Linked DNA regions of Homo sapiens: region 2 is linked to region 1. Evidence: chromatin loops called from intact Hi-C (ENCODE). Cell type or tissue: mammary epithelial cell. All regions are shown on one strand. Links, peaks and the distances in the headings refer to the core of each region. The heading gives the core; the rest is flanking DNA. Region 1 overlaps IGFBP7 (insulin like growth factor binding protein 7). Region 2 overlaps IGFBP7-AS1 (IGFBP7 antisense RNA 1).

Region 1 (12,208 bases), core at 1,818-9,817:
CAAAAAAAAAAAAAAAAAGTGAGTTTAACAAAAAATATGTGAGCATTTGAAATGCTAACCTCCAGTCAAAGGACTGACATCATCAGTTTACTATCTAATTTCCCCTATAGCAAAGATGTGTAGACACAACACCCAAGGGAGGCGGGGGAAACGGCAGCCAGTGACAAGCGATGACAATAAGTAATGAGCTAATGCACAGATAAGATGGGCCTAGAAACACATCAGTAACGGCAGAGAAAAATAAAGGAGGCTGAGATACTTTCTATTCAGTAGTGCATGGTTGGAGTCAAAAATGAAGAACATACAAATGGCAGGATTTTGTCATATTATTTTCCACAGAAAAAATAAAAGAAAATATCAAAAGATGGGAACTGGCACATGAAAGGTTGAACTGTCACAGTGCATGTATATAATTATCACTGCCAAGCAGTAAACCAAGAATGGGATTAGTTGAAGGCACCGAGGGAAGTGAAAGGAAACCGGATATACAAGGAGAAAGGGACAGATTGTGTTTAAATTTAGAACATGGGCTCATGCCCTCAAAGTTGACTGATAGCTGGAGCATGCTTTCTCTTCAGTCATTCCTCCATTTGCTACTTTTTTTTTTACAATAAAAGCTAATTCTGTGAAGCTTTCCATGGCCACTTTTGGATGCAGGCCCCTTCTGAAGGACACGAGAGAAATGTGAAAGTGGTAAGGAAGCCTTTCTGGCCAAGATTGGAGAAATTCTCTGAGCCCCTCACCCAGCTCACCCATAAGCCTAGAGGGTCTTATGTGGGTGGTTGAATCACCAGTTTGAACCGCCAGGCTTGCCCCTCCCAGGCCTCCTTCTAGGGGTGTTTTTAGGAGGAAGGAGACCTCATGTACTTTCCTGGCATTGTTTCAAGACAGGATCTCACCAAGACATCTTGAGTTGTCCAGTAAAGAAACTCAACTTAGTGGGGAAGCTTGACTGCCCATTTGGGGTCTTGGGCCATCTGTGGGGCTGGAGGGAGCAGAAAAGAGAATCAAGACAGCAAATAGGCCTGGGGTGATGGCTCATGCCTATAATCCCAGTGCTTTGGGAGGCCGAGGTGAGAGGATTGTTGGGGCCAGATGTTCGAGACCAGCCTGGGCAACATAGTGAGGTCTGGTCTCTACAAAAAATAAAACAAAAAATAAAAAATTAGCCAGGTCTGGTGGCTGTCCAGCCTGTCCTTGTGCTGTCTTTTTAAGTTTTCCTTAGATGGTCTGTCCTTCTGTGGTGGCACCTGCCTGTAGTCACAGCTACTCGGGAGGTGGAGGTAGAAGCATTGCTTGACTCCAGGAGTTTGAGGCTTCAGTGAGCCATGATGTCACCACTGCACTCCAGCCTGGGTGACAGAGAAGGCCCTATCTCTAAAAAAACAAACAAACAAAAAAGACAGCAAATAAGCAGAGAGAAGGTGGGCAGGAGCCACACATTACAGAAACTTCTCATTATTGAGATTTCTATCTTTCTAGGCTGTTTATGGTCTCTCACAACAAAACAAAATGGGGTCAGGTGCGGTGGCTCCCTCCTGCAATCCCAGCACTTTGGGAGGCCGAGGCAGGTGAATCACTTGAGGTCAGCAGTTTCAGAACAGACTGGCCAACATGACAAAACCCTGTCTCTACTAAAAATATAAAACAGCTGGGCATGGTGGTGTACACCTGTAATCCCAGCTACTCGGGAGGCTGAGGCAGGAGAATTGCTTGAACCCCAGAGGCAGAGGTTGCAGTGAGCCGGAATCGTGCCATTGCACTCCAGCCTGGGTGGCAAAGTGAGATCCTGTCTCAAAAAAACAAAAGACAAAAAACACCGAAATGGAAGGTCCTCAGTGGGAACTATTCAGCACCAGCCCTCTGTAGGTCCTGGGAATCTTAAGTGAGTCTTTCCTCTTTCTTCTAGAAGTTCTCCCAGAGTACCATATTTTTCCCTCAAAATGACTGGAAAAATTCATTGTATAATGTCTTATTAAGAAAGTAATTTTCTAAAGAGGTTGGTTTAAATAAAAACAAAAACCACATAAATATTCAGCTTATGTTTGAGGGAGCTTTTTCTACTTCCTCTATCCCGTCCCTTCCCCACAACTAAACAAAAAATTTGATTGTCTTATTATGTTAACACAGATTCAGTTTATCTATGCATTTCCATTATGGCTAACAAATAAAAAAAGTACATGTCCTGCTGAAAATCACACTTAACAAATCCCTTTGGGGACAGAAAAAAGTGCAAACCATTTAAAAATATTAGTTTGTGGGAGGAAGAAGTCAGTTGCAAATCACTCCTCTGCATTATCCTCTAGTTAAATGAGTTGGATGCCCCAGGCCACATTTATAATGATGTAAGGCTCTCAATCTCTTACTGCAGGCCTGAACCATAACTGTTCTCAAATCAAACATGCAATGTACAACCAAAAGGTTCAATAAGAAGACCTTTGTTTTCTCTTCTGAAAGTCTAAGACAACACAAGCCAGCTCACAAACTGGCCGCAGGGGTAATGAGCATTGGATACAAGGGATGTTCAGTGCATTTTTCTACTTGATTAAAATCGATTAATTCTAAAACACAAATGTGTTCAAGCTTGTGGATCAGTGTTGAATGCTGTAACACACACATCTCAATGTATTAAATAATCTGTTCACATAAAATTGCTAATTAAAAAGGCCAATTCATTTGAAGATGGGTTCTCCCTGCACCTATTCATTGCACACTACTTCATATTTCTTCTGCTCTGAACACACCTGGCCCTGCAAGTTACTGAAGTCCCGAGGGTCCATGTGCATAAGGTGGTGGCAAAGCCTGTCTAGAAGAAGTGTGTGAATCTATATAAGGTACCGCATGAGCATATGTTGGTCAAAAGTGATGCCCATCAATGCAGTACTCCAGATCCTACTGAAAACACTGTTTTTGATATATTGGGGGGGAATGAAATACTTGGTGTTTACAAAGAATGTTCCTCCTGCTGCAGCCTCTGGAAAGCCACTTCTAGTCAACCATTCAATTCCATGCTGTCATTGAATATACATACATCTCAGCAAGTCAGAGAGGTCTGCATGCGTTAGGAGAGCAGGATCTGTCAGTAGGAGGCCTATTTGGGGCTTTTACATCTGATGTGTCTATTTCCTTTCTTTATCTGTGCTGACAACTAAGTTTGCACTCAGTCTGGTATCATAGCTGGTTCTTAATCACTTGGGGTTAGATTAAGCAACCCTGGATCTCTAACACTGGCCATGTTGCAACACACACAAGGAAATTGGGTCTCTCTTTCTTTTTCCCTGGGTGGTCACTGTGTGGGCAGTGTCCTCTAACAGCACACATGTGGCCATCAGGCTCTCCGCCCAGAATAAGGGACTGATCTCAGTTGATATCAGAATAGGTCTAAGGGAGCCACATCAGCCTTGCTGTGGCATATTTGGTCATGGAGGCTAGCAGGGTACTCCTAGGCAGGTTTCATATGGGCTGTCAAAGCTTTGGGTCTGCTTAGGAAGGTTTGTCTTGAACAGCTTTTTCTCTGAGGATTGGGAACCTTGGCTGGGGTAAGGGAGGTGATTATTAAAAATGTCCTAGGCTTGGTGCAGTGGCTCATGCCTGTAATCCCAGCACATTGGGAGGCTGAGATGGAAAGATTGCTTGAGGACAGAAGTTCGAGACCAGCCTGGGAAACATGGTGAGACCCCTATCTCTTTTTTTAAATTTAAATTTTAATAAAAAAAACCTTTTATTTTAGGTTTGGGGGTACATGTGAAGGTTTGTTACATAGGTAAATTTGTGTCACGGGGGTCTGTTGTACAGATTGTTTCATCACCCAGGTATTAAGCTCAGTACTCGATAGTTATCTTTCCTGCTCCTCTCCCTCCTCCCACCCTCCACTGTCAGGTAGACCCCAGTGTCTGTTATATCCTTTTTTGGGTTCATGAGTTCTCATCATTTAGCTCCCACTTATAAGTGAGAACACATGGTATTTGGTTTTCTGTTTCTACGTTAGTTTGCTAAGGATAATGGCCTCCAGCTCCATTCATGTTCCCACAAAAGACACGATCTCATTCTTTTTTATGGCTGCAGATACCCTATCTCTACAAAAATATATAAAATTAGCTGAGTGTGTTTGTGTGGGGTGCCCCTGTGGTCCCAGCTACTTAGGAGGCTGTGGCAGAAGGATTGCTTGAGCCCAGGAGGTTGATGATACAACGAGCTGTGTTCACGCCACTGCACTCCAGCCTGGGTTACAGAGGGAGACCCTGTCTCAAAAAAATTAAATAGTCAGTTGCAGTTGTGTTCTTTAAGTTCCTATCTTTCTGTCAGTGCCACCTAGATGGCCTGTCAAAACCTTGACCCAGCCACCACCAGCGTTGCTGCTGCCTAGCCACCACCAGCAGGGGTGCTGCCCGGTACCTTGTGGGCAAAAGGCTACAGCAGGAGTTGGTGACCTTCACAATGCCTAGTGACACAGGGATTTCTGCCTTGCCTGAATCAGGCAACCTTTTCAAATGGGTGGGGACCATCCATTGAGCAGCTGGCACAGCATATGAAGACCTGAGGTATAAGCTCTCCCTAGAGCTCCCCAGGGGCTACCCTTACAATGTACCCATGGTGAAGTTCCTCACGCCCTGCTACCACCCCAACATGGACACCCAGGGTAATATCTGCCTGGACATCCTGAAGGACAAGTGGTCTGCCCTGTATGATGTCAGGACCATCCTGCTCTCCATCCACAGCCTTCGAGGCAAACCCAACATTGATAGCTCGTTGAACAGGCATGCTGCCAAGCTCTGGAAACCCCCCACAGCTTTTAAGAAGCACCTGCAAGAAACCTACTTAAAGCAGGTCACCAGCCAGGAGCCCTGACCCAGGCTGCCCAGCCTGTCCTTGTGTCGTCTTTTTAAGTTTTCCTTAGATGGTCTGTCCTTTCTGTGATTTTTGTATAGCACTCTGTATCTTGAGCTGTGGTATTATTATTATTATTATTATTAGTCTTTTAAGCCTCCAGTTGAGTGCTTGTGATGTATATTAAATAAATGCATTTTGGGTTGGGCATGGTGGTGCAGTTCTGTGATCCCAGCACTTTGGGAGGCTGAGAGGGGAGGATTGCTTGAGTTCAGGAGTTCAAGACCAGCCCGGACAACATAGCAAAACCCTGTCTCCATAAAAAATGTAAAAATTAGCTGGGCATGGTGGTGTGTGCCTGTAGTTCCAGCTACTCAGGGGACTGAGGTGGGAGGATTGCTCAAGCCAGAGAAGTTGAGGTTGAAATAAGCTGAGATTCCTGCCAGTGCACTCCAGCATGGGTGACAGAGTGACCCTGACTCAAAAAAAAAAAAATTAAATAAATAAATAAATAACAACAAAATGCCCCAGAACTGCCCAAGATTACTAGTGTCTCTGGCTCATGAGGTCAGACTAGGAGGGGCCTCTTCAAACAGCCCCCTAAGCTTCCACAACTACAGTTACAGGCCAGGCTACAAGCCAACCCAGATGCCAATTCCACTGTCACCACCACCACATCCACGGCCACAGCCCATTTGTGGTGAGCCTTCTAAAGCGTGTTCTCTTTATCTGATCCTCAGGACAGTCCTGTGGAGTTGATCGGGAGTGATCATAATCTCTATCGCACAAAGGTGAGGAAAAAGGGAAGAGGAAAGATGGGAGGACCTAGCGACTTTCCCAAGGGCAGCAGCTCACCCAGCCACTGTCCTGGCACCAGCAAGCGAGCTTCCAAACTCTGCCCATCGTACTTTCCTCTTTGGAAAATGCATCTCTCTCTCTCTCTCTCTCTCTCTCTCTTTTTTCTTTTGAGACACAGTCTCGCTGTGTCACCCAGGCTGGAGTGCAGTGGAGCAATCCCAGCTCACTACAACCTCCACCTCCCAAGTTCAAGCGATTCTCCTGTCTCAGCCTCCCGAGTAGCTGGGATTACAGGTTCGTGCCACCACGCCTGGCTAATTTTGGTATTTTTAGTGGAGACGGGGTCTTGCCATGTTGGCCAGTCTTGTCTTGAACTCCTGGCCTCAAGTGATCTGCTTGCCTCTGCCTCCCAAAGTGCTGGGATTACAGGCGTGAGCCACCTCGTCCGGCCTGAAAATTTACCTCTAATCCCAAATAAAAACATTCCCCCCACCCACCATTTTCTCCTGCCTCTGAAGGTGTTAAAAAGTTAAAAAGAAGCTGCAACTGGCATCTGGCCTCTACTTCCCATTCAGGGGAGTGTGAAAGTACTATAGGCTTCACCCATTTCTCTCCTCACATGAGACACAAAAGAGTCTCCAGCCTGACTTCAGGGGCTTACGTCACTTTTGCCCAGACTCTCCCATTTCTTTCCTCTACCTCTTAAAGTTGGAGGAAGGCCCTTTTTCCATAGCATCCTCTGCCTCTGTCCTATTTATACCATTTGAAAACCAAGCTCTTTTAAACACTTTTTCAGACAGCTTGCTTCTTTTAAGTCTTTCAATTAAAAGAAAGAAAGAAAAGATACAGCACCCAACTAAAACACAGCCACAAGCACCCAAGGACTGTCATGCTTCAGGAATTTAAATTGTACTTCATTTGGCATAATCTGTGTTAAAACAATATAGCATTATCTGCTTTGAATGCACTAGGCACCCTCAGGGTGGAGTTGCATTTTGTATGAGTTATTAAATCTGGTTGGAACTCAACAAGAAACAGTGCCATGTGGGGAAATCCGTGCTGATTGGACCCTTGACTGATCACACGTCAAAGCCTCGTGCTTTGCTAAAGGGCATCTTCCTTTAAAAATAAGCAATCCTATTACTCAGAGCCTTCTCTGCACACCGTGTCTTTGAAGGAATTTGATAGTTTGCAAATTCAAAGTTGGAAATTAAAATCCCACAAATAAGACTTGAATCCATTTATTCATGCTAAAATGAGTATAGCTTTGGAAAGTCTTTCCTTATTAGGATCATTTCAGTATAATCTGTGATCTGGTGTGAGGTTGCTTAACTAACCTCCTGCCCACTAAAGGAGACATATTTTCTAAGATAAGCTCTGCCTTCAAAGGACTCAGGAGATCCCATAGAATAATATTAACTGAAGTGCATTTCTTTTAAAATAATGTTTCATTGTTTCCTTAATCTGTGTTATTTTTATTTTGCCAGGCTTAGGATATCTTCTCCTCCCCTAAAATGCATTAAAATAAATCCTGGCCCCTGCAGGAGTGATCAAAGCTCTACCATTCACAGAGGAATGTCTATTCCTCCAAGCTTGGGGAGGTTTCCTAACTAATGAACTAGAACATTGTCAGATGTCTCATTGCCAAGTAATATATTAAAGTGCTTTTCTAATGAGATTTCTGCAAGGTAACCATAAAACCATAAAAAGCACACTAAGCTTCAGTGAAGCAAAAACATTAAAAAAATAACCAAATGCCTTTTAGAGATAGAAGAGGTCAACACAACAGCTAAAAAAAGCTAAAGAGAATTTGACAAGTAGAAAAATAAAGTCCAGATAATTTTCACATTTGAAAAAAAAGGTAGACACAAGGCAGAGGAATGTGGTGGGTAGACAGGTCATCAAGGAGCTACCTGAATATCTGTGTATGACTGAAGTACCTGCCTTTCCACTCATCCTTGTCCACTTGGAACATGGATCTGTTATATATAACTATATATGGGCCCTATGAACATCTCTTTATTTTCAGAACTTTCGAGAATTCAGGAATACGATATAAAAATCTCGAATACCAAGGCTCTTGTCTCAGTCGGCCTGGGCTGCTATAACAAATACCATGGACTTGGTGGCTTAAGCATCTGAAGTGTATTGAATGGGAAGTCCAAGATCAGGGTGCGAGCATGGTAGGGTTCTGGGGAGGCCCACTTCTTGGCTTGTAGATGGCTGCCTTCTTGCTGTAGCCTCACATGGTGGAAAGAGAGATCATCTTTCTTTGTCTCTTCTTATAGCACACTAATCCCATTCACCTCTCGAAGGCCTCACCTGTGAATACCATCACACTGGGGGTTAAAGCTTCCACAGAGAAATTTTCTGGGGGACACCAATATTCAGACCATAGCTGATCTCTTTACTAGAACCAACGTACCAAGGAATTCTTGCTCAAAGCACAAACAACAGGAATGCCATGAAGCCTCTACCATGGATCACTTGGAAACAGTCCTTGGATGTCCCTCTCTTGGCTCTTGCTTGTCACTCCTCCTTCATTATTTAACCATGCAACCTCCCTGACATCAGTGAAGCCAGAAAGCTAAGAAGCCAGCCATTTTGGTCACCTTCGTGTAAGCGTATGGCTCCAGCCTGCTCTGTACAGATCCGACAGTCTTGCAGCACTGGCTCCCTTCCAAGAGGTGAAGAGTAGAACCGACAGATTAAAGGATCTTGTGGGGTCTGAAAACCAGCTTAGAAGGTGACGTGGGTGTTTAGCTTAAGGAAGAGAAGCCTGGGGTGGGGACACACCTGTGAAATATCCTCTACATTTGAAGGGAAGCCATGTCAGAGAATGAGCAGTCTTGATTTTAGTTACTTCAGAGGGAAGCACTAAGATCAAAGAATCATTACCTATTTAAGGTCAAGGTAACGAAGGTCTGTCAGCAGTAAAGGATATCCAACAATAAAGAGACTTCCTGAAAACGCAGTCATGTGTATCTGAGCAATAGTTGAAAGTTGTCAGGGATGTATCCTTCATCTTACTCATAATTTCAATCATATCCAATCAAATGATGGCTTGATTCCAAAGGAAAATTTTTTATGAATAAATATTATTTATTTTAAACGCTAACCTCACTAGTACTGAAACATGATTTACTCAAAATTAATAGTATTAAAGTATTTTTCAAAATATGTACTCTGTATGTCAGTATAGTGTGGAAACAGAAAAACAAAAAACAAAATATGGTGCTCTGCGTTTATATGAAAGAGACAAAGCAGAATAAGGCATGCATTCATGGATGTTATACATTCACTTCTATGAGACCACAGAACGCATCCAAACAGTCCTCCTTTTATAGCAGTTCTTCAAGAAAGGCATATTTATTTATTTATTGAGACAGAGTCTCACTCTGTCTGTCGCCCAGGCTGGGATGTAGTGATGTGATCTCGGCTCACTGCAACCTCCATCTCCCGGGTTCAAGCGATTCTCCTGCCTCAGCCTCCTGAGTAGCTGAGATTACAAGCACATGCCACCATACCCGGCTAATTTTTGTATTTTTAGTAGAAACGGGGTTTGACCATGTTGGCCAGGCTGGTCTCAAACTCCTGACTTCAAGTGATCTGCCTGCCTCAGCATCCCAAAGTGCTAGGGTTACAGTCGTGAGCCACCACAGCTGACCAAAAGAAGGCATATTTTAAAAGGTCAAATAATTGACAGAACATATTACTCTGGCACTCCAAGGCCAATGCAAATGCTGGAATGCAGCCTTCAGTTGAATCTTGTACTGAAGCATCATCAGTCTTCAGGAATGTAACAGGAAATGAAATGCAAAGGGAACAGAACTGCCGCGTCACTCACAGAATCTCTGCATTCACACAGGTCTGCATTCCGATCCAGGTGATGCTGGCTAAATGACTTAACGGTTTGAGCCTCAGTTTTCTCATCTACAGAATGGGGTAATAACAGCACTCAGGCCTCGTGGAGTGTTGTGATGCAGGCGCAGGGCTTCCCATGCTGTCTGGCACACAGAGCACTCAATCAATAAATCGGCACTATTACTTACAATTTCAAAACAATTATTTTAAAATGCAATAGGATTTGTTTCCTTGGTTAAGGGGGAGCTGGACCGGATGACTTTCATGGTTCCTGTCAACAACCACATTCTATTATCCTGTTTCATGTTACTCTTTTCCCCCCTCAACTCATTCCTGCCACGCACCACCCACCCCACCCAACTGTGGCCACGGTAACAAAATCAACAGCAATACCTGTTCACTGACTGCTCACTATGGGCATTCATATGTGTAAATAATTTAACCCTCACGACAGCCCTGTGAGGTTCGTACTGTCTCCTATTTTACAGAGGAGGAAACTGAGACACAGAAAGGTCGAGTAACTTGCCCAGTGCTACAAGGCTCATAAATGATAGAGCTGGGATTAAAAAGCTAGACACCTCCTAACCACTATTCCATATTACCTCATAGGTAACCTAAAATTCTGCCTCAACAAATTAATTAGCCACTGCACAAGTAAACTACTTGGTGTAGCTGATGGGAAAGCGGTAAAACTCGATTTCAAACTTGTCTAAAAAAAAAAAAGAAAAATGGTAAAAGATCCACTGTTTGCCTTCAGTCTCCTCTTAGTCTTCAATGCAGTTCTTCCAGCTCTTAATCTGAAGAGCTTCGCTCCTGCTTAATGATTTCTCTTCCTCCCCTCTCACAGAACACCCTTACCCTTGATGGGCCAGTGATATAAATATGCATTTCCCATTCACTTGTGAGTTTAGGATTTTTTTTTTTTAAAGAGCTCTACCATGTTCCTTTGATCTTTGCTTTTTATGCAGACGGGGTCCACAGAGAACCAGCTAATCCAGAGCCTACAGAGCCCGGAGCACAGTCAGGCATTTCAGAAATGCACATGGATGGTAACTAGGAGATTTCTTGAACAATAGAAAGTTCCCAACAAAGCTGTTAGGGCTCAAGAGGACCAGCTCCACCACCCACCCCTGCTGATCTGGGAGCTGCTACCTGGGCTGAGCTGGCTCCCGTCCACAGGGCCCCCAGTTCTCTGGCTCAATTCAATACCTCCTGCTGCGGTGGCTTGTTTCTTCTTGTCCTGAATGTTGTTCTTCAGAGCTGATGATTAATGCCTTCCATTTAGGGTGAGAAAAATGACCTTGCTGTCTATGCAAGTGAGGATCATTTATTCCATCTACAAAAGCAGCACACATCTACTTGGCTCAACTCAGAGTATTTCTCTTTGCTGTCTTCTTGTTAAACACGATCGTTTCTTCAAGCGAGGTTTATGTTGTCTTGTGATTTCCCTTTTTTGGTGTGTGTGTGTGTGTTTTAAAAAAACAAATTGCAGGTGATACGTGGCATTTTGCATTGCTAAAATTCACATCCCACTGTACTTCATTAGTAAAAGCCATTTATCCCCCACCTTTCAACACTGCTGGCTGAGACGCAAATAGAACCATTTCAGTTTTCCAGTTGAACAGCCATGGGAAAAAAAAAAGAGCAGAGCCTTGCTTATCTCTGTGTTACACATTAACACGGTCCTCCTTTGCAGAGGTTCTTCAAGGTAGACAGACTTTAAAAAGTCAAATAATTGACAGAATAATTACCCTGGCACTCCAAGGCCAATGCAAATGCTGGGATGTAGCCTTCAGCTAAATTCTACACTGAAGTTTCAGTCTTCAGGAAAGTAATAGAAAATGAAATGCAAAGGAAAGGGAATTTCCCAATTTCTCCACTAAGATTTTTTTTAAACCTCAAGTGAAAAAAATCTAGTAAGTCAAATTCTATATGAAATCTTCCCAGTTATCTTCTGTCCAACATCTAACAGCGCTTTTCCTATCACTCTCATGCTATTTGTCTCATTAATAATTGTTAATAATAAAAGTTACTACTGTCCTTACCATTGCCTCTATTATCATTTACTGAGTTTACTGTATGCCAGGCACAGTGCAGGCTCATCCATATATTATCTCAGGTAATCCTCACAGAAATCTAGTTAAGTGGCTATGCTTATTACCCCATTGTAGAGATGAGGAATTGGAGGCTTTGAGAGGTTAAATAACTTGCCCAGAATCACAGAGCACATGGGAAGCAGAGCCAGGATTCAGGGTAGGTTTGACTCTAGAACTTCCATCCTGACCACGATTCCCACGGTTTTCTGAGTGATGGCCTATTGACATGGCCCTTTAGCCCAACACAGGGTCTCCCACAGGGCTTGGTGGGTACCTGAATGAATGAATGACTACAAGAATGAATGAACCAATGACAAAGTGAATGAGATTTCTGAAGACTGGATTTTCAAAATAACATACTTTATCTCAGTAAGAAAAGCAAGAAATGTCTAAAACTGAGTATGGGAATACTTAGGACTTTAAAATGAGATAATTTCTCTACCTGTCTAAGATTCAAAGGAGGGAAATTGACACTGCTGCATTCTACTCACATTGCCCGAGTGCTCCAGCCTACAGGGGTTATAGCTGAAACAACGGAAGCTGATATATTCAAAAGAATATTGATTGCAGACACACGAAGGGTTTTCCTAAAGTTGGTATCAGAACCTTTCTTCCAATACTGA
Region 2 (12,208 bases), core at 2,678-10,677, 75 kb after region 1:
GTCTCAAGCTCCTGGGCTCAAGCAATCCTCCTGCCTCAGCCTCTCAAGGTGCTGGGATTACAGGCGTGAGCCACTGTGCCTGGCCTTGAGATGATCGTTGGATAAGATGAGAGATAGAGGTCTAGTTTCATTTTTCTGCATATGGATATTCAATTTTCCCAGAACCATTTATTGAAGAGACTGTCCTTCTCCTAATGTATGTTCTTGGTGCCTTTGTTAAAAACCAGCTGATTGTAAATACATGGATTTATATCTAGGTTATCTATTTTGTTCCATTGTTCTATGTGTCTGTTTTTATACCAATATCTTGCTGTTTTGGTTTCTATAGCCTTGTGATATATTTTGAAGTCAGGTAGTGTAATGCTTCTAGCTATGTTCCTTTTGTTCAGGATTGCTTTGGTTATTTGGGCTCCATATAAATTTCTTTTGGTTCCACATAAATTTTAGGATTATTTTTTCTGTTTTTGTGAAAAATGACTTTGGTATTTTCACAGAGATTGCATTGAATCTGTAGATTGCTTTGGGGAGCATGTTTATTTTAACAATATTAACTTCTAAAATTCATGAGCACCAGGTATCTTTCTATTTGTATCCTCTTCAATTTATCTCACTGGTGTTTTGTGGTTTTCTTTGTAAAGGTCTTTCACCTCCTTGGTTAAATTTATTCCTTGGTATTCTTTTGGTAGCTATGTAAATGAGATTCTTGATTTCCTTCTCAGCTAGATTGTTATTGGTGTATAGAAAGGCTACTGACTTTTATATATTGATTTTGTATCCTGAAACTTTACTGAATTTATTTATCAGATCTAAGAGTTTTTTGTTGGAATCTCTAGGTTTTTCCAGATATCTGATCATGTCATCTGCAAAGGGGGATAATTTGAGTTCCTCTTTACAAATTTGAATGCCCTTAATTTCTTTCTCTTGCTGGACTGCAATGGCTAGGACTTCCAGTACTGTGGTGAACAGGAGTGGTGAAAGCAGGTGATATGGTTTGGCTGTGTTCCCACCCAAATCTCATCTTGAATTGTAGCTCCCATAATCCCCACATGTTGTGGGAGGGACCTGGTGGGAGGTAATTGAACCATGGAGGTGAGTTTTCCCATGCTGTTCTTGTGACAGTAAGTTTCATGAAATCTGATGGTTTTACAAAAGACAGTTCCCCTGCACAACTCTCTTGCCTGCTGCCATGTAAGACACACCTTTGCTCCTCCTTCACCTCCACCATGGTGGTGAGTCCTCCCCAGCCATGTGGAACTGTGAGTCTATTAAACCTCTTTTTCTTTATAAATTACCAAGTCTGGGTAATTTAATATAGCCCCATATTAGTCTTCGTGAGAACAGACTAATACAGTGGGCATCCTTGTCTTGCTTCAGTTTTTAGAGGAAAGGCTTTCAGCTTTTCTCCATTCAGCATGATGTTAGTGGTGGATTTGTCATTTTTGGCCTTTATTATGTTGAGGTATGTTCCTTCCATGCCTAGTTTGTTGAGAGTTTTTATTATGAAGATATTTTAAATGTTATCAAATGCTTTTTCTGCATTGATTGAGATGATCATATGGTTTTTGTCCTTCTTCGATGCTCTACCCTTTCTCCTGTTCTCTAATGATGCACTACAGAAATGATCCTTGGAAGTACAGTCTTTTAAGGTACATTTTAAAGACCTTCTGTGTTTTATTGAAAAAAGGAAATATGCCTTTTTAATTATAATGTTATACATATTCATTAAAAGGATTTAGAAAATACAGATATGATAGAGTCTGTAACATTAAAAAGTATGAATGTGTAAGTAATCACACCTTTTCCCATTCCCTTCCCTGTCAAAGGAAGACAGGATCTAGTGTTCTGCTGAGAAAATGTGAGGTTGCAGAACTGTAAGGACAGAAAGACTGAAATAATTTTTAGTCAAAAGAGCCCAGAGCAATTGGAAGAACAGAACAGACCCCAAAGCAGAGAGCTGGGGTCAGATGGAGAGAAAGAAGGACAAAATTTTGTATGTATCCGCCTAGCTGTGCGCTGTGAAACTGAGAAGAAATATATATATATATATATGATTTTAAAGATGTTTTCACAAGTGTCATGCCATCTAGTAACTCTTCCCACTCTCTTCAAAAGAATTCCATAAAAATGTACATTGCTTTTTAATGTTTTCTTTTGGGTTTTGGATTCTTTTGAATGCAAAACTGTATTGTGACTCATCATGAAATACCCAGTTTTATTTGGGTTACAAAAAAAGAAAACATTAAAAATTCATAATTCCATCTTTAGACTCTACTAGGGTTTAAAACATGGTAAAGATAGTATGTATGCATATGTTTATTTATTTTTTTGAGATAGGGTCTCACTCTGTTACCCAGGCTGGAGAGCAGTGTCACGATCTCGGCTCACTGCAATCTCCGCCTCCGGACTCAGGTGATTCTCCCACCTCAGCCTCCTGAGTAGCTGGGACTACAGGTGTGTGCCACTGCACCTGGCTAATTTTTGTATTGTTTGTAGAGATGGGGTTTTACCATATTGCCCAGGCTGGTTTCAAACTTGTGGGCTCAAGTGATCCATCTGCCTCCCTTCCAAAAGGCTGGGATTACAGGCATGAGCCACCCTGCAAGGCCAAGAATTTTTTTTTTTTTTTTTTTTTTTTTTTTTTTTTTTTTTTTTTTAGAACATGGCTCACTGCAGCCTCGACCTCCTGGGTTTAAGCAGTCCTCCCATCTCAGCCTCCCAAGTAGCTGGAACTATAGGCATGCACCACCACATGGGCTAATTAGTGTTTTTTTTTTTTTTTTTTTTTTTTTTTGTGGAGATGGGTTTTCGCTTTATTTCCCAGGTTGCTCTTGAATTTGTGAGCTCAAGAGATCCTCCATCCTTGGCCCCCCAATGTGCTGGGGTTACAGGTGAGAGCCACCATACCTGGTCCATTTATTGTCTTTTATTCCTCTGAGGAGAGCACACACACAGAAAATACATCATGGTCTTTTCAAGCACGTAGAGCTTGCTAGCCACTGGCTTCTTCTCTTGATAATGGCTCTAATGTCATAATTAGCTTGGCCTCTTCTAGAATGTTCCTTTCTGATAAAGGCATTTTGGCTGTAGGAACTTGTGACCAATGCTGTAGGTGCAATCTCAGAGGACTTGAGACATCAAAACCTTTTGTTTCCTCTGTGAGAGAGAATTCTCTTCTGTGTAGAGAATTATTGATCAACCATCTTTAGTTTAAATGATTATGTGTAGCTGCTAGTTCTAAATAATACATGGATTCCCTTCTGTAATTCTCTATACATGCTTTCACCAAAATAAATAAATAAATGATGAAAACTATGGAAGACAAAATCCTACATTATTTTGAAACAACAAAGGCTAAAATAGGGGCAAAACCCCCTTCAAGTCCTTTCAAGAGGGTTGAAAGGAAACTTCCTTTCCTTCTGTTTGGACCTCAGGGGAGATTCTTATCGTTTCTGGAATCCCATGCCTGCTTATGTTTCCCAGATGTTCTTTCAGATAATTAATCCCTCCTCCAATTTATTCCTCCTCTTCTCCCTGCACCCAACAGAAATAGGTTGAAAATTCTTGCACCTTTTTGATAAGAGAGAATGGACATAAAAAGCATCTAATGACTAAAAATCCTCATATAAATGTTGTAGAATCATTTCAATTTTTAATAGAAGTGTACCTGTTAAAAAAGGACTAGAGAATCCACCAAATATCAGAGTCCCTTGGTCTTGCATTCCTTAGTTTCTTACTCTTTTTTCTTTGGTGATCACTGTACCTCCTTCCTTACCCTTTCTCTCTTGTCCATTTCTGGAGAGTTGCTCTTGACTTCCAGGAATTTCTTGGCATTTCTGAAAACCTAGTTCCCCTCGTCCCCTTCTTATCCCCATGGTGTCTGATATTACTTTTAATATCATCTTCAGTTATCTCTGTTGCATGTTGGTTCCATTAATATGTGCTGAATAGCTCCTTTTTGCCAGGCATGTCTCTTGGAACTGAAGATTGATGCAAAGATAAATTGAGATCATGGTCCCTGCCCTTGAAGGTAGGAGAAAGGAAAGCCCCACATTAATTCACTATGCAGAATCTGACTGAGATGTCAACAACCCACACTGTTATACAGATATGACGGCAGGTGGGGGAGCTGGGGAGGACACTTTTGTCTGCATGACTCTAAAGATCTGCCTGTTTCCCCTCCACTGTGCTGTCCTCCCTCAGCTATGGCTGGAAGGCTGAGAAACAAATCCACTACAGTTGGGGAAAAGGAACGACCACATTGTGAGCATCCGCTATGTGCCTGTCACTCTGGATATATCGTTTAAAGGATATAAAGTAGCCATTGAATTAGTGTCTGCACTTTCTACATGGAGGGAGGGTTGAGATGTTTTAATTAGGTGACCCAGATGCATATTTAGAGGCTGTGAGTGAGAACACAGAGGACAGGAAGCATTTATAGGGTGGCGGTTTAGGGTTAAAAAGTTCGTATTTCAAGATACAGCAGGAGGCAAAATGGACAAGGCCAAGGAAGAGTGGAAGTGGAAATACTATGTCTCAGAGAGCAAGGGGTATAGTATTTTTCCTGAGATAGGATTGAAGAAGGGGCAATGGATAAAGAGATACATTCAAAGATGGAGAGAAGAGCATTTGGAGAATCTATCCCCAGCAGGTTTTTACCAAAGCCAGTGGGTCCAATGATGAAGGTTACATTAGATCATTTCAAGGGTTTGGTGTCATAAAACACAAGAGACAAACTGTTTCTATTAGTAGTAGAAATGGGAAGGAGCAAAACAGATACACACTAAGTAGGTGGGATGCCAGCAGTTCAGTATTACCTTTATAATAGTTACATAAAACAAGCCAGGAAAGAAAGTTAGTGAATATGGGCTCTGGGTCATTATAGAATTCATTTAGAGAAGAAGAATTTCAGTTAGTAGCCTTCCTGAAAAGAGATGATAAAGAGGCCAGGATTACGCCCAGGGTCTAAGTACCGGCTGAGTATGAGGAAATTGACTCTCCTCCAACTCTGGGGTAGAAGAAACATGATTGGATCAGAGGGAGAGAGATGATTGAGTCATTAGTTAGGCAAAGCAAGAGCTGACGACAATGATAAAGCACTAATGCATCCAAGAGATTTTTTTTCCCCACTCTAGTGGCAATTTTTTACACTTTAAAAAAAGAAAGTGAAGTCGACTGATTTGTCTTGCTGACTTTAGAAAGCATTTAAAAATCTTTTAATGACACTCGATTATGTTAAACGGTACATTTCTCCTCTTTAATTTCTGCTTGCCTCAAGTGTGTCCACCCACTTGTCCTAGTTTCCCTGATTAGGCACCTGGTGGCAACCAATGATGTGAGTTACAGGAATGAAAAGGCATAAAAACCTACTTTAGGTTTTACTGAAGTTCCAGGAGGCTGGGCGTGGAGGCTCCCACCTGTAATCCCAGCACCCTGGGAGGCTGAGGTGGGAGGATCGCTTGAGCTCAGGAGTTTGAGATCAGCCTGGGCAACATAGTGAGACTGTCTCTACAAGAAATAAAAAAATTAGCCGGTGTGATGGTGCACTTGTGTAGTCCCAGCTATTCGAGAAGCTGAGGTGGGGAGGATAACTTGAGCCCAGGAGTTCAAGGCTGCAGTGAGCTATGATTCAGCCACTGTACTCCAGCCTGGGCAAAAGAGTGAGACTCTGTCTCTAGAAAAAAAGGTTCCAAGAATGTCATGGGGAATTTTATCACTTCTATTCTCTGGACATTTCACTGGGACTAATTTCTCTCATAAATTGGATGGGTGTTTTCCTTGAACAGATTCTGGACTAAATTGGGAAGTGGTACCTAAGTGCCTTCTTTGCCTCTTTTCTGTGACTCATTTCCTGCTCTTCATGTCTCTCTCCAATCTGGATGTTTCATATTCTCATAAAGGCTTGTGCTCAGTGCCTGTCAACTTAGAAGACACCTCCGCTAATGTGGAGATAATAGCTAGCCCTCTAAGAGCTTAGCTTCTGGGATTCTTACAAGGGCCATTCAGAGACCTCACTTTGATTGAACTCAAATGAAACAATGTTTTTTTTTTTTTGGAGACAGGGTCTCACTTTGTCACCTAGGCTGGAGCACAGTGGCACAAATATACCTCGCTATGATCTCGAACTCCTGGGCTCTAGCGATCCTCCTGCCTCATCCTCCTGTGTGGCTGGAACTACAGGCATGCATCATCATGTCCAGCTAATTTTTTTCTTTTTATTTTTATAGAGACAGGGTCTTGCTATGTTGACCCTGGTCTCAAACTCCTGGCTTCAAGTGTTCCTCCTGCCTCAGCCTCCCAGGTCCTGGGATTATAGGCACAATCCACTGTGCCTGGCCTGAAACAAATCTTTAATGGTAAAATTTTAGGTATCATAATAGGTTGCTGGAGAAGTGTTCTGGATTAAGGAAACTTTGGGAGTCCTTTGAATTCTACCCTGTGAGAAGCTTCACACACTTAGAATTTCTGAGCTCACCAGACTCTGATGTCCTAGTTGCTAGGAGTTTAGAGTAACATGAAGCTGACACTTGGACACTGTTCTTTTCCTCTGTTAATCATCTATGACTAACCAACCACATTCTGCAGGACTTAAAAGTATTCTAGTAGCCAAATTAGCTAGTAGTCCTTAATGCTTTTAAGCATCAGAAAGTGAAAAATATCAAAGAACTATTGCTGCATTTGAGGAGCTAGAATGAAGTTTGGTTTGGCTTGAGGAGAATTGATGACACCCAGGAGTATGTGCTGGTTTCCATTTGGTTCCCATTCACAGGCAAACGGAAAGTACATACAGCCTGGGGTAGGTCAGGCCAGCAGATATTTAAGTTGTTCAGTAGTGGCTGGGCCTGGGAATATGGGGTGATTTTGAAGAATTAAGTTCTGCAAAAGATTCAAGAGTACAAAGCTGTCTTCATCTTAGTCAAATGCAGGCAATCAATCTGTCCTTTGCATGTAATAAACTGGGACCTTAGAAGTGAAGATTAAATAATCTGGGATGGAAAATTGGTTGGAGAAGGTCCAGCCTGACCTACATGTAGACATTTCTCCTGCCTTGTCTTGTCTCTTGCTACAAATCATCCTGCAAGGATTAGGTAACAGCAACTTCAATTCACACACCTTTGAAGGATGGTGACTTCAGCATTATCCACGGTGAAATTCACAGCCAACAATCAATACGTATTTTCAGGCAAAGAACCATTATTCATTTCTGTTATCGGACAATCTCAGGCAGAAATCATATCTTTTGTGACTGGAATGCACAGCATTTTCAACTGCTTTATTACTGCAGCTGAGAATAGGGCTTTGCGCTGACTGGCATTTAGCTGCTGAAGTTTTCTGGACTGGCATTTGCATTGGGGTATCCAGGACAAGTGTGGGTTTTGAAGGGAAGGGAACGAGGGGGAGAAGAAGGAAAGAAAGAGCCGTCTGCAGGTAAAGGCCATTTTTGTTAGCTTGAAGCAGCATGATTTGTTATCATTGACACTGAGTGCAATGTTGATTTAACTTTTGCACTGGGGGTATTGACTTTACATTGAAAAGACAGACACCAACCATTGTCTGACAATGACCAACACAATCAGAATTTCAGACCTAGCATGATGTAGAGGAGGAAAGTCTGCCAGAAGACAAAGGATCTTGTCCTGGTTCTTTGAAGAATTAGTTGTGTGAAGCTAGCCAAGTTGCTTTACCTCTTTGGGCATCAGTTTTTGCATCTGTAAGAAGATGTAGAATACTTGACTTATGTTCCCTTCCAGCTCTGAGAGGCTTTGACTCTATGATTGGGGTTCTGTTTTACTCTTCATTAACATCATAAATTCATAAAATGAGGGAGATTGCTAAAAAATATAAACACAAATATGCCTTAATCCACTTATTGAAGTGCCAACTGCTGGCTGATTTTTATTTTCAAAATCATCTATTAAGAAGGGAATATGATGAAGCCATTACTTAGAAGTTAACTAGTTTCCTACACACTTTTCAGATCGTGGTAATGATATTCACCAACATTTGTATAGTTCTCTAAAGTGTGCAGAAGATTCCACATGCACCGTCTCATTTTCTTCTTCCTTAATCTATAACTCTCAGTTTTGTAGTGCAGCTGAGGAGGGAGATGAAAACACTGTTTACATTTTTTACATCGGTTTACATTTTTTTTGGCAAAAAAGTTGTGTTTTGTCTGAAGAATGGGTTTATTAATCCAGCAGTGTTCATTGAGCCTCTATGAAGTGTCAAGACCTGTGCTATAGATGAGGAGATCAGGATAGACATGGTGCTACCCTTGTGGAGTTCACAGTGCAGTAACAAGAACATAATCAACACATGATTGGATAAATTAGAGAGTGGTGAGAATTTTGTTGCTTCATGGAAACTGGGTTGTCCAGGAGTGGTGATAGAACAAGGGTACTATAACCTTCCCATGGCTGGAAGGAACACAGTGCTCACTCCTCCTCTGCAAATGCTGTTTGGGGATGTAAGTTGGCCATCTCAGGTCAATTTTCAGGGGTTGCATCAGCCCGGCACACGAGGCCCCACTGATTTTGGTTTGAGATGCCCTTCCAATCGAAAGCCCATTTTCCTGTTTCACAGAATGAAAGCAAATACTCTTAATGGGGCCGTTGGGCTTCAAGTCTGTGCCAAACAATTGGCTTTCCCAGCACTTTCATAACCACGCAGCTCTGGATTTTTCAGGAGCCCGTGCAAGACTAGTTTGTTGTATAAAACGCATCCAAGAATTTTTCCTCATAGCACTGAATGGTAACTTGGTGGCACTGGCTTTGCCCCACATTGTGCTAAAATCCATGGGTTCACTCTCTCTTTTTTTTTTGAGACGGAGTCTTGTTCTGTCACCCAGGCTGGAGTGCAGTGGCATGCTCTCGGCTCACTGCAACCTCTGCCTCCAGGGTTCAAGCAATTCTCCTGCCTCAGCCTCCTGAGTAGCTGGGATTACAGGCACATGCCACCACACCCGGTTTATTTTTGTATTTTTAGTAGAGACAGGGTTTTACCCTGTTGGCCAGGATAGTCTTGAAATCCTGACCTCAGGTGATCCGCTCACCTTGGCCTCCCAAAATGCTTGGAATATAGGCATGAGTCACCACACCCGGCTGGGTTCACTCTTAAGAGATGAATTCATCCTGTCGTTCATTATGGCCAAGTCTTCACAATAGGAGGCGGGGCACAGTGACTCTAGGGTGTGTGTGGATAGGCTGCCCAGTGTTGTGTTTACATTGAGGCTCATCTGCGATTCCCCGTGCCTGGCATACAGCCTAGCATACAGTAGGTGCTGATTACACGCTTGCTTATCCAAAACACTACTCAAATGTATTGCTTTTTACTGTTTTTTCTTTTGTCCATTTTTTTTGTTAATTACCAAAATAATTTATATTTAATTTTTTTTATTTCAATAGATTTTTGGGGAACAGACATGAATAAGTTTTTTAGTGGTGATTTCTGAGATATTGATGCACCCATCACCCCAGCAATGTACACTGTACCCAATGTGTGGTCTTTTATCGCTCACCCCCTCCTACCCTTTCCCCTGAGTTCCTACAGTCTATTGTATCATTCTTATGCCAAAGTAATTTATGTTTGAGGTAAAAAAAATTAACCATATAAAAATGATTTAAAAGTGAATGGTCCTTCATCCCCTTCCACAGAAATTACCACTGTAAACCATTTGATCCTTTTAGACCTTTTCAACACATGCATGCATTCATTCTTCTCACTTCAAAAATAGTATTTAAAACACAGCTTGAAACTGGTTATTTTTACTTATCAACAAAAATCTGACTTTTTTCATCTCAGTTATATTGATCTATCTGAATCGTTTCACAATGCTTCATGGCATAATGCAACATAATTTGTGAATAAGTTTTTCTATTGAATGACACTAGTTGTTTCCAATCCTTTCCCAAAGGATCGTTTGTCAAAATGCTTTAATGAATTTCTTGATTGTATACATATATTTTGATAATTGTGAGAGCATTTCTTCAGAATATATTTCTGGAAGTAAAATTGTTAGGGCAAGAATTATGCATAAGAAACTCTTTTTGTAGACACTGATAAATTGCCTATTAAATGCTGTATGAATTTCTACTTTAAAATGTTTTTGGTGTTAGTGATAAGAAAGTCAACCCAGTGCAGAAAGGAAATTTAATGGACCTTGTACTGAAAGGTTCAGAGTGTAGCTGGTTTCAGGCTTGGTTTGATACAGGCTCAGAAATGATGTCATCTGGCTCCAGGTTCTCTCTCCTGGCCTCTCAGCTCTTATTCCTCTTTGGTGGCTTCATCTCAAACAAGTTTCCCTCATAGTCTTAAAACATCTCTGGCTGGGTACTGTGGCTCATGCCTCTAATTCCAGAACTTTGGGAGGCTGAGGCAGGAGGATTGCCTATGCCCAGGAGTTTGAGACTAGCCTGGGCAATATAGCGAGACCCTGTCTTTGCAAAAAATTAACAAAAAATTTAGCCAGGCATGGTGGTATGCACTTGTAGTCCTAGCTTCTCAGGAGGCTGAGGCAAGAGGATCACTTGAGCCCAGGAGGTCAAGGCTGCAGTGAGCTGTGATTATGCCACTGCATTCCAGCCTGGGAGACAGAGTGAACCTTGTCTCAAAAAGCAAACGAACAAACAAACAAAAATCAAAACTCCCCAAAACCTCCAAAACCCAAACCAAACCAAAAGCAAAAAACAAAACAGCTGTGGAACTCTAGGCTTCATCATTTCAGGTTTTAGCTCAGTGAATACAGGTTTATTTCCCAGAAGTTCCAGTCAGTGTCTCATTTGATTTGATTGGTCACGTGTTCGTCTCTGAACCACGTAGAGTGTCCAGGGCCATGAAGGCTTTTGTTGGCCCAGCCTGGAGCTGGGTGTAGAGTCAGCTGCACCAGAACTACATGGGCTGAGAGCAGGGCAGGATGGCTCACCAATGAAAGTTGGTAGCTATTTCTGGAGGCAGGGTCAGTGTGTAGAGTGTGAAGTCAATAAAGGTGGATGGAGTACTGTGGAGACAGATTCTTTCCTGTGGACTTATGAGTGTAAGTTCAGTTTTATCTTGGTCTTTGGGAAAGCTGTCACTGAGGATCAATTTGGTGATATGACTTAATGACATTCCTTACACCGCTAACTGGGACGACAATTATGTACTGCTGAAGTGTGTTTAAGGGTTATCCTTAGATAAGATTGGATTTATAGCTGAAAAAGAAACACAGTCCCTTTAAAAGAAGGAACAGATGAATTAAAGAACAAAAACATCTTAATGGTTTTGTTAAGATTGCTATGGAAATAACTGAATGCAAATTTCATTTTAAGTCTCTTGAAGTTAGCAATCTATTGAGAGGAGAGAAGTTTGCAGCAGGATTTTTTTTTTTTTTTTTAGAGAGAGAGAGAGAAGGAGGAGGAGGAGGGAGAGGAAGAAGACTTAAAGTTGGGGCAAAAACTCTTATGGTTAGGGCAAAAAGAGTTTGAGGTTTTTTAATCTGGAAGAGACCTGTAAGATTGTTTAGGCCTATGGTTCTCAAATTTGAGTGAGAATCACCTGGAAATGTTCTTAAAACACAGATTTCTGGGGTGCATCCTAGAGATTCTTCCTTAGTTGGTCTGGGAAAGGGTCAAATATTAACATTTCTGATAAATTCCCCAGTGATCCTCATGCCAACATTGTGGTGGTGAAACTGGTCGAATTTTCCCATAGAACTGATATTTACAGGTTTTTTTTTTTTTTTTTTTAAACAAATGTAGAAATTGACCCTCCGGGGTTTTAAAACTTGAAATTTTCGTTTGCCTCATCTGGGTTGCTTCCTCAGGAAATGAGCCCTCAGGCAAGAGACTAAAAGTCACCAGATCACTGCAACTGGATAATGACAGCCAGACCCTTCATTTGTCATGATTGCTTGTTTATCCTGCCCTAATTCCTTCCCGCCTATAGCTACATTCCTTCTACCAGTACAGAAACCCCCCAGTTTTAGTTGGCCAGGGAGACAGATTTGAGGCTTTGTTTCCTGTTCTCCTTGGCTGCTGAGCCAAGTGAAAGCCTTCTTCTTTGGTAATAGTCATTGTCTCAGTGATTGGCATTCTGCGTGGTGAACAGCAGGACCTAGACTGACCTTTGGCATTGGGGTAACAGTGGCTGATGCTACTGGTGGAGGAACCACACCTTGAGAAGCACTGATCTAGGCACCTTCCACTCCTCTCAGTCTATAGATGGGAAAATGGAA

Evidence for each region. Peaks named below come from ENCODE experiments on the same cell type or tissue, not always from the same donor. Only the 100,000 strongest peaks of a DNase experiment are listed, where the experiment ranks them.
Region 2: it touches region 1 in a loop (2.9-fold over the local background); 4 of 110 quality-filtered maps call a loop at or near these places.

The regions. Positions count from the first base shown.
Region 1 is chr4:57,068,285-57,080,492 of GRCh38, forward strand. The region is part of intron 1 of IGFBP7 (insulin like growth factor binding protein 7); the gene reads right to left. It also overlaps the pseudogene UBE2CP3. Among named protein-coding and RNA genes, the nearest start is that of IGFBP7-AS1, 35 kb to the right of the region's middle. In mammary epithelial cell, for the core only: a CTCF peak has its summit at 6,606; DNase peaks (open chromatin) are centred at 2,377, 3,187, 6,647 and 9,457; H3K27ac peaks cover 5,499 bases.
Region 2 is chr4:57,142,524-57,154,731 of GRCh38, forward strand. The region is part of intron 1 of IGFBP7-AS1 (IGFBP7 antisense RNA 1); the gene reads left to right. Among named protein-coding and RNA genes, the nearest start is that of IGFBP7, 38 kb to the left of the region's middle. In mammary epithelial cell, for the core only: no CTCF peak of the experiment used is centred there; DNase peaks (open chromatin) are centred at 6,518 and 9,138; H3K27ac peaks cover 1,493 bases.